2 separate regions of the Homo sapiens genome follow, and region 2 is linked to region 1. A link is an interaction called in ENCODE POLR2A ChIA-PET data of the cell type or tissue named here. Cell type or tissue: PC-3. All regions are shown on one strand. Each heading gives the region's core, and the rest is flanking DNA. Links, peaks and the distances in the headings are about the cores only.

Region 1 (4,401 bases), core at 792-3,291:
AGCCGAGGTGGAAGGATTGCTTGAGCCCAGGAGTTTAAGGCTACAGTGAGCTATGGTCACGCCACTGCACTCCAGCCTGGGCAACAGAGCAAGACCCTGTCTCTAAAACAATAAAAATTTTAAAAAGCCCCAACAAGTGGTAACCAATTTGATACAATCATACACCGCATAACAATGTTTCCATCAACAACAGACTGCATATGAGATAGTGTTCCCATAAAATTATATAACACATTTTTACCATACCTTTTCTACCTTTTCTATGTTTAGACAGAATTGCTACAGTATTCAGTACAGTAACATGCCATACAGGTTTGTAGCCTATTAACAATACACTATACCATATAGCCTAGGTGTGTAGTAGGCTATACCATTTAGGTTTGTGTTAAGTATGCTCTATGATGTTCACACAACAATGAAATTGCCTAATGGCGCTTTTCTCAGAATGTATCCCATCGTTCAGTGAGGCATGGTCCTAGCAAGGCATGATTCTATATTGGAATATCACAGCCACTAAAACTGATATTTTTACATAAAGAATTCCTGGCCGGGTGTGGTGGCTCATGCCTGTAATCCCAGCACTTTGGGTGGCCGAGGCGGGTGGATCACCTGAGTTCAGGAATAGGAGACCAGCCTGGCCAACAATGGTGAAACCCCGTCTCTACTAAAAATACAAAAATTAGCCAGATGTGGTGGCACTTACCCGTTTTTTCCCCAGAAATAACTAATTCATATCAGATGTTTTTATTGTGATAAAATACACATAACATAAAATTTATGATCCTAACCATTTTGAGTATACTGTTTAGTAGTGTTAGATGCATTCACATTGTTGCATAAACAATCTCCAGAATTATTTTCATCTTGCAAAATTCTGTATACATTAAACAATGACTACATTTGCCCCTCCTTCCAGACCCTGGCAGCCACCATTCTACTCTTTGCCTCTATGAATTTGACTATTGTAGATAGCTCATGTAAGTGGAATCATACGGTATTTGTTTTTTTTTTGTGACTGACTTATTTCACTTAGCTTAATGTCCTCAAGGTTCATCTATGTTGTAACATGTTAGAATTTCCTTCCTTTTTAAGGCTGGTAATATTGCGTGTATATAACATTTTATTATCCATTCATCTGTGGATGGACACTTGGGTTACTTCCACATTTTGGCTATTGTGAATAATGCTGCTGTGAACATTGGTCTACAAATATCTCTTCAAGACTCTGCTTTCAATTCTTTGGGAATACCCAAAAGTGGAATTACTATAGCAATGTATGCTTTTTTTTTTTTTTTTTTTTTTTTTTTTTTTTGAGAAGGAGTCTTACTGTTGTCGCCCAGGCTGGAGTGCAGTGGCGCGATCTCGGCTCACTGCAACCTCTGCCTCCTGGGTTCCAGCAATTCTCCTGCCTCAGCCTCCCGAGTAGCTGAGATGACAGGCGCCCGCAACCACGCCTGGCTAATTTTTGTATTTTTGGTAGAGACGGGGTTTCACCATGTTGGCCAGTCTGGTCTGGGGTGGTCCACCCGCCTCAGCCTCCCAAAGTGCTGGGATTACAGGCGTGAGCCACCGTGCCTGGCTAGCATTTTTTAAAAGCTGATGTCTTCACTGGGCACGGGGACTCACACCTGTAATCCCAGCACTTTGGGAGGCCGAGGTGGGCAGATCATTTGAGGTCAGGAGTTCGAGACCAGCCTGACCAACATGGTGAAACCCTGTCTCCACTAAAAATACAAAAATTAGGTGGGTGTGGTGGTGCGTGCCTGTAATCCCAACTACTTGGGAGGCTAAGGCAGGAAAATCGCTTGAACCTGGGAGGCAGAGGTTGCAGGGAGCCAAGATGGTACCAGTGCACTCCAGCCTGGGCAGCAGAGTGAGAGTCTGTCTCAAAAAAGAAAATAAATAAATAAAATAAAATAATAAAAGTTAATGTCTCCAGGAGGGAGAATTGCTTGAGGCTAGGAGTTTGAGACCAGCCTGGGCAATATAGCAAGACCTTGTCTCTAAAAAAATAATTTTTTTTTTTAATTAGCTGGGCATAGTGGCACATGCCTGTAGTCTTAGCTACTCAGGAGGCTGAGGCAGGAGGATCACTTGAGCCCAGGAGTTGGAGGCTTCAGTGAGCCACAATCACACCACTGCACTCCAACCTGGGCAACACAGTGAGACCTTGTCTCAAAAATAAAATAAAATAATAATAAATAAAAAATTAATGTCTAACTATACAGAGTCCAAAACCTAATCAATATTACATATTATATTAAACAAAGTTACCTTCCCCTAAAGTATCAGGTGACCAATAGATGGGCTAGTATAACTGTGAAAGCAGTTATGTCTAAGTTTGGATAACTTTTCTTTGCCCCTATGATGGTAGGGGCTCTGTATTGGCCATTTTTTTTGCTAGTAGCGAGGCCCAGAAGTACTGGTGAATGAATGAGGAGGCCTACATCACCTGGCTATTGTGAGGACATCATGAGATAATGCTTTCAAACTGCCTGTCAAAGAGTCTGGCACATAGTGGGTGCTTCAGACAAAGGAGGAGTTATTATTATTGTTATGCGGCAGCTGGGTGGGGGGAGGGAGCTGGCTATGACTCAGAGGAGTGGGTGGCCGTGACTCTTGTCATGGAGGGGCCTGAGGCAGGGTCCTGGGGCCTGTGTGCCTCCACGCCATAATGCTGGCAGAACTGATATTTCTCTTTAGGAGTCTCCATGGGATACTTGCCTCCGCAGGCACCATAGGAGCAGTGGCAGCTTGGCTGATGAGCTATAAGCCAGCCTTGTTTGGGTTCCTATTCCTTCTGCTGTTGCTTAGCAACTGGTTGGTCAAGTATGAACACAAGCTCACCCTCCCAGAGCCCCAGCAGGTGAGCACAAGATGGGGCTTGGCTTCAGCTCAGGGATAGGGGATATTTGCAGCTAGATTAGGTGGGTAGGGAACAGGGTAGGTGTCGAAATAATGGGGCAAGACTGGGGAATCCAAGACTGGTCTAAACCACCACTCTACAGCTTCCTCTTAGGTGGTGCTGGGTAAATCACTTCCCTCCACGAGGCCTCAGTTGCCTCACCTCAGCTGTTAAATCAGGACCACCCCAGACTCTCCTATTTCATGTTTGATGTCAACATGCTTTGGCAAGAGTAACAACTACTTTAATGTGAAAAAAATAAAAAAAATTAACATGGACGAACATAGATACGTATCTAAAATAGAATAATGAAGACAGCAGAAATGTACATAGATTATGACATCTTTCATTTAATGTTAAAAAACATGCTAGGCTGGGCGCAGTGGCTCACGCCTGCAATCCCAGCACTTTGGGAGGCCGAGGCAGGTGGATCACTTGAAGTCAGGAGTTCAAGATCAGCCTGGCCAACATGGTAACACCTCGTCTCTACTAAAAATACAAAAATTAGCTGGGTGTGGTGACACACACCTGTAATACCAGCTACTCAGGAGGCTGAGGCAGGAGAATCACCTGAACCCAGGGGACTGAGGTTGCAGTGAGCTGAGATCATGCCACTGCACTCCAGCCTGGGCAACAGAGCAAGCTTCCATCTAAAAACAAAAATAAAAAGCAAAACAGCCTGGCGCAGTGGCTCACAGCTATAATCCCTGCACTTTAGGATGCCGAGGCAGGTCAACGACCACTTGAGGCCAGGAGTTTGAGAATAGCCCAGGCAACATGAGGAAACCCCATCTCTAAAAAAAATACAAAAATGAGCCAGGCATGGTGGTGCGTGCCTGTAGTCTCAGCTACTCAGGAGACTGAGGTGGGAGAATCACCTGAGCCCGAGAAGTTGAGGCTGCAGTGAGCATGCCACTGTACTACAGCCTGGATGACAGAGTGAGACTCTGTCTCAAAAAAAAAAAAAAAAAAAAGGCAAAACAATAGCCTATCTTATTTATGGATGTGTATGTGCAGTGAAAGTATTTTAAGGCAGGATGCCTCAACCTTGGCACTATTGACATATTGGGCCAGATAATTCTCCATTGTGGGAGGCTCACCTGTCACCTGTGCATTGTTAGCTTAGCGGCCACCCCGGCCCCTACCCATGAGATGCCAAGTAGCACACCTGCCATTTCATGACAATCCAAAGTATTTCCAGATATTGCCAAATGTCCCCTGGGGAAGGCAGAATGCCTCCCATTGAGAACTACTTTATAAAGAAATGCATGGAAAAATAAATTTTAAATGCAGGATTACAGTTAAGGTGATGATATTCAGGGAGGGAGGAGGATGCTGTGGGTGTGAGAGTCCACAGGGAACTTTAGTTATATTTATGATATTTTATTTCTTAAGTTGATATGGGAATATGAGTATTTGTTGTATTATTTACCTTTTTGCATGCCTGATATGTTGAATTTTTTCAGTTAACCTTTTTTTTTTTTTATGTATTTAGT
Region 2 (4,401 bases), core at 1,274-3,773, 330 kb before region 1:
ATGAGAGCTCGACACTCCTAAGCCATGAGATAACCGTTAGTCTCATTTCGTTGGTTCTTTTAAAGCCCGTCTCTTAATATGAAGAATTTGCACAGAGAGGTTCAGAAAAAGTCAGGGAGGAGTTAGTGCTGACATCCCGAATCTCCCAGCAGCCCTTTTAAATCTTTAAATGTCTCCTTTTTTTTTGCAAAAATGTTTAGATCAAATGACTCCAGTCACGTTAGTATATTTGCTGCATCCAGAAATATGGTTTGGCTGTGTGGCATTGTGTTGAATGCCACATTTGAATGAGTTTCAAATGGTCTCATATGACATAAAAAGTCTTTTCAAAATGAGCATTTTGTATTTGGCTTGAAGAGAGAGGGCTTTCCTTGATCCGAAGGTTTTATTTTCTGGAATCTAATTATTTTACGGTTTTTTTGTTAAAATTTACAAACTTTTTTTGAAAATTTTAACCAATTTCAGTATCAACTTGTAGAGCCTTTGCAATGAAATGGTAGGCATAAATATTTCTGTCTTGTACTTAATACACAACTTGTCTTTTTGCTTTACACATACTTAAAAACCCCACCTTAACAGATGTTCATTGAACTTTTCTGTTAAAAATTTGCCTCTTTTCTGTGACTGATAGTATTCCTAGGTACAATGCTGTAAGGGTCTTGTGATACTGAGAACTTTTGAGTTCTGATGATCTTAAGGTAGTATGTGGGGATGGGGGAGCATGGGAAAACAGAACCTTATGTTCGCAAGGAGATTTTGTGTTTTAGGATGCATCTTTATAGAAATAGGTCGTGTTAATCAGTAAACGTATTCATCTCACACAATACAGTTTCTTGATCAAAAGTGTGACATTTCGAATGTTTCCGTTTTTGCTAGTTCATCAGAATTTGAAGCTTGTCTTGAGAAACATCCACCCAGAATTTAACCACAGTCTGCGTCTATTAAGGGCTATCGAGTCTTAATAGTGTTTTGTAATTGTGAGGAGTCATGTTTATCTCATTTTCAGAGTAATCCTTTGCATTTTCTTCTTCTTCCTACTCTCTATTACCTCCTTCCCCTCTTGGTCTTCCTCCCTCTTTCGTTAACTTCAACTAAGTATCAGTGGACTTTGAAATGAAAAGAAGTTGTTTTAAGCCAGAAAACTGCACCTGGTGCATTTGCACAATGTTCGATAAGCTGTCGGGAAGTGTGGTTATCTTATGTGTCTTAGTACTTTGTAGGAGACTTGTATTTTCTTTATAGATGACTAGGTATCTTGAGTTTCATCAAGAAAAGTAGGCTTTTTCTTGAGATCCACCTTTATGTCTTTTATTTAGTATGTGTTGCAATGTCTTGTTCTGCTGCCTATTATCTTCATCACATTGTAATTTCACCACAGACAAATGCACTTTAATTCCCTGTCTTTTGAGGCAGTACACAGACTGGCCTTGTATGGTTTATTGTTTACTCTCTCTCTTCAGGGAGTCAGTCCATTTCAGCATTACCTACAGGCTGAATGTACAAAATTATTTTTGATAGGTTAATCTGAGAAATCTGGCTGAAGTTTAGCCTAATTAGGTAACGGTTTTTGAAATATTTGGAAGAAGTTGTCCATTCTTCAGTATGTTTTTACATCTTTATTTTACTGATATGAAAATTTCAACATGTACTCTTTTTTTTTAAGAAGCAACCTAAACTATAGCTCACTTAGTATTTTATTTGGACTGAAAACAATTGTTTCGCTTTTAAACTTGGTCATTTTTTCTTTTAAATCTGTGGGAATAGCGAATTAATCTTAGAACAAAAATTAATGTCAAGTTGGTTTTTTTTTGTTTTCGTTTTGTATTGTTAGGTGGAGAAAACCCAAACCACCAGCATGTTGAACTAGAGAAAACAGGGCACTTATTTCACACCGATACTGTATTTGAAGCAGAGCCAGGAAAATTTGAAAGTCCTTAAATCTTGATTAAGTGGTCTGTGGGTGTTCATTCTGTTTTTAAAACAAAACTTTTTAAAACTGTGTAAGACCCGAGAGCTGAGGGGCTTTTTAGTAAAGGATTTTGTAGTGATTTTGATCTTTTCACCAGGACAGAACAGCTGCTTTTGTTAATCAGCAATTCTACCTTCAGTAAATTAAAGCCTTTATCTTACCCGGTGTACATGAAGTTCCTTAAAGATCTAATGCTTCCATGTACATTTTCTATGGTTTTACAGGATTATTATTGCCAATTTAGGTCAGATACATCACAGGAGGAATAAATTATTATTTTGATAGAGGTTATTAGCAGCATGTATACAAATTAGTTTAGATAAATCATGCATTGTCCTACAAACTAGTTATTTCTGGCTTAATGTAATATAGCTCCTGAATTTTTTCCAGCAGCATAATAAAATGGCTAATCAGGTGAATGGTAATGCGGTACAGTTAAAAGAAGAGGAAGAACCAATGGATACTTCCAGTGTAACTCACACAGAACACTACAAGACACTGATAGAGGCAGGCCTCCCACAGAAGGTGGCAGAAAGACTTGATGAAATATTTCAGACAGGTATAATATGCATTTCTTGTTTCTGACTGGTTATGAAAGTGAGGGCAAACCACTTTGAATTTTATAGTTTTTTAAGGTTAAATAATACTTATTGTTTCTGATCTGTAGAGCTGAATGTTTGTTACTTTCCCTTCATTGAAGGCATATTGGGTTTGACTTTGATACTCTTATTTCATTATTTTGAAGCCTTCTTAGTGTTGAATATGCAGTCTTAGTTGTTTCAGAACAGCACATCGATTTGTCTTAGATTTACCACCCATAAAAATGTATGTTTCTGCATACCAAATTTTACATTTTTTTCTTAATCAAAATCAGTCATCATTTTGCTTTTGCTTTTCTACTTTTACCTTCTTAAAGTGATTGTTAAATCAGCTTAGGTCTGATTAGGTGGCATAACAAGAGGATAGCTGTATCGTCTGAAACCATAATAAATGTCAGACTCCTTGAGAGTTTGTGGCTTGTCTAGTTTCTAATAGAAATCCACATCTCTCCGTAATTTGGAAGTGTTTGGTTGTAACAGCTGCTTCTTTTTTTTTTTTTTAATCCAGAAGTGCCATGGTTAAGTGCTTAAGCAAATTTGAACATCTTAATATAGTTGGTTGTAAGTGGTTTGAAGTTTTAAAGAGGGAGAGAAATATTTACCCTTAGGGAGCGTTGTTCATAAATGAATGTGTCCTCCTCCTTTGGGGACATAGATGGAAACTTTCTTCCTCTGTGTTGTGTGTGCCTATTCAGATTCTGAGAGAGAATTGAATTGTCTCACTCACAAATGTGTCTTAAGTACAGTAGTAGCAAATAGCTGTTTTTTTTTTTTTGTCCTTAAAAAATTTTTAAATCTGGGAAGCTTAGCATAATTTTAGACATTAAAATGACTTATAAAAATGACTCCTGGGTCATGGTCGCATTTGAAAATCAGTCCTCAGGAACTTTCTGTGACATTCTGCCATAGAGAATTGGCAGTGATCTGCTTAGAGATGCTCTCTTGTAGAGTGTTTTGTTATTGATAAGAGGCTGATGGTTTGGGCGTAGACTTGGTTTGACAAAATGGATTGATGGGTGTCCTGAGTTGTGGCTTCGGGTGGTGGTATGGAATATTCAAGTGAGGCAGCTCCAGTTATTTACACATGCTCATTTCGAGCTTTTGAAACAAATCATGGCAACTTTTTTAAAAAGTAACTTTGGAAGTGGCATTACATTTATTTAAAATTTACTATATGGAATAAAGTTCTTTTTAGCTTTATCAAAATGGAGTCACTTTTCATGTTCATATGAACTTGGGGGTTTTAATCTACGAAATACTTGCATTTTACGTTGGATCAATTCTGAAATATATTCCATATGTAAATATGACACAAACTTAACAGACTTAAGAAATTATATTTTAAACTTAGTAGATGTTCTGTGTGCAGTTGAATATACTTACATATATGAAATGCAGTGTATATATTTTCTGTCAAGTTTACTTGTAAGACCATAAAGTCTTTATTGCCATTTGAAAATGATTGTCGTTCTTGACAGTCAATGTGAATGCCACAGCATCTTTTAAATCTCAGCTTGTCACTTCAGAAGAACAAAGAATGCCTTAAAGTATGACTTTCAGAATTGATTAATCAAGCTGCACTTGCATTTGTAGAAGTTTAAAATTATGCCTTTCCACATTCTGACTGCAGCAAAGTGGATGCTCAGATAAACAAATGCATTTCAGTTTATCTTTGGTGTTCAGGAGGGAAAGCCTTTTGACACTTTTTGGAGAGTGGAAAGAATTACTTAGTAAAATTTGTTTTCAGATTTTCCTCCACCTCTTAGGTGGTTAGCATCAACTGTAACCGTCTGTAATTTGAAGGTTTATCCTTGGAAAACGCAATGTATTCTT

The links. Peaks named below come from ENCODE experiments on the same cell type or tissue, not always from the same donor. Only the 100,000 strongest peaks of a DNase experiment are listed, where the experiment ranks them.
Region 2: POLR2A ChIA-PET joins it to region 1 with 11 read pairs; 6 of 35 experiments call an interaction of 5 or more read pairs at or near these places.

What each region holds. Positions count from the first base shown.
Region 1 is chr1:23,012,348-23,016,748 of GRCh38, reverse strand. TEX46 (testis expressed 46) reads left to right here and starts at 897. Exons shown (of 3, transcript NM_001242521.2): 1 at 897-977; 2 at 2,704-2,866. The coding sequence starts at 976. In PC-3, for the core only: no CTCF peak of the experiment used is centred there; no DNase peak of the experiment used is centred there.
Region 2 is chr1:23,338,979-23,343,379 of GRCh38, reverse strand. HNRNPR (heterogeneous nuclear ribonucleoprotein R) reads left to right here. Exons shown (of 11, transcript NM_005826.5): 2 at 2,363-2,528. The coding sequence starts at 2,372. Among named protein-coding and RNA genes, the nearest start is that of HNRNPR, 3.1 kb to the left of the region's middle. In PC-3, for the core only: no CTCF peak of the experiment used is centred there; no DNase peak of the experiment used is centred there; H3K4me3 peaks cover 2,412 bases.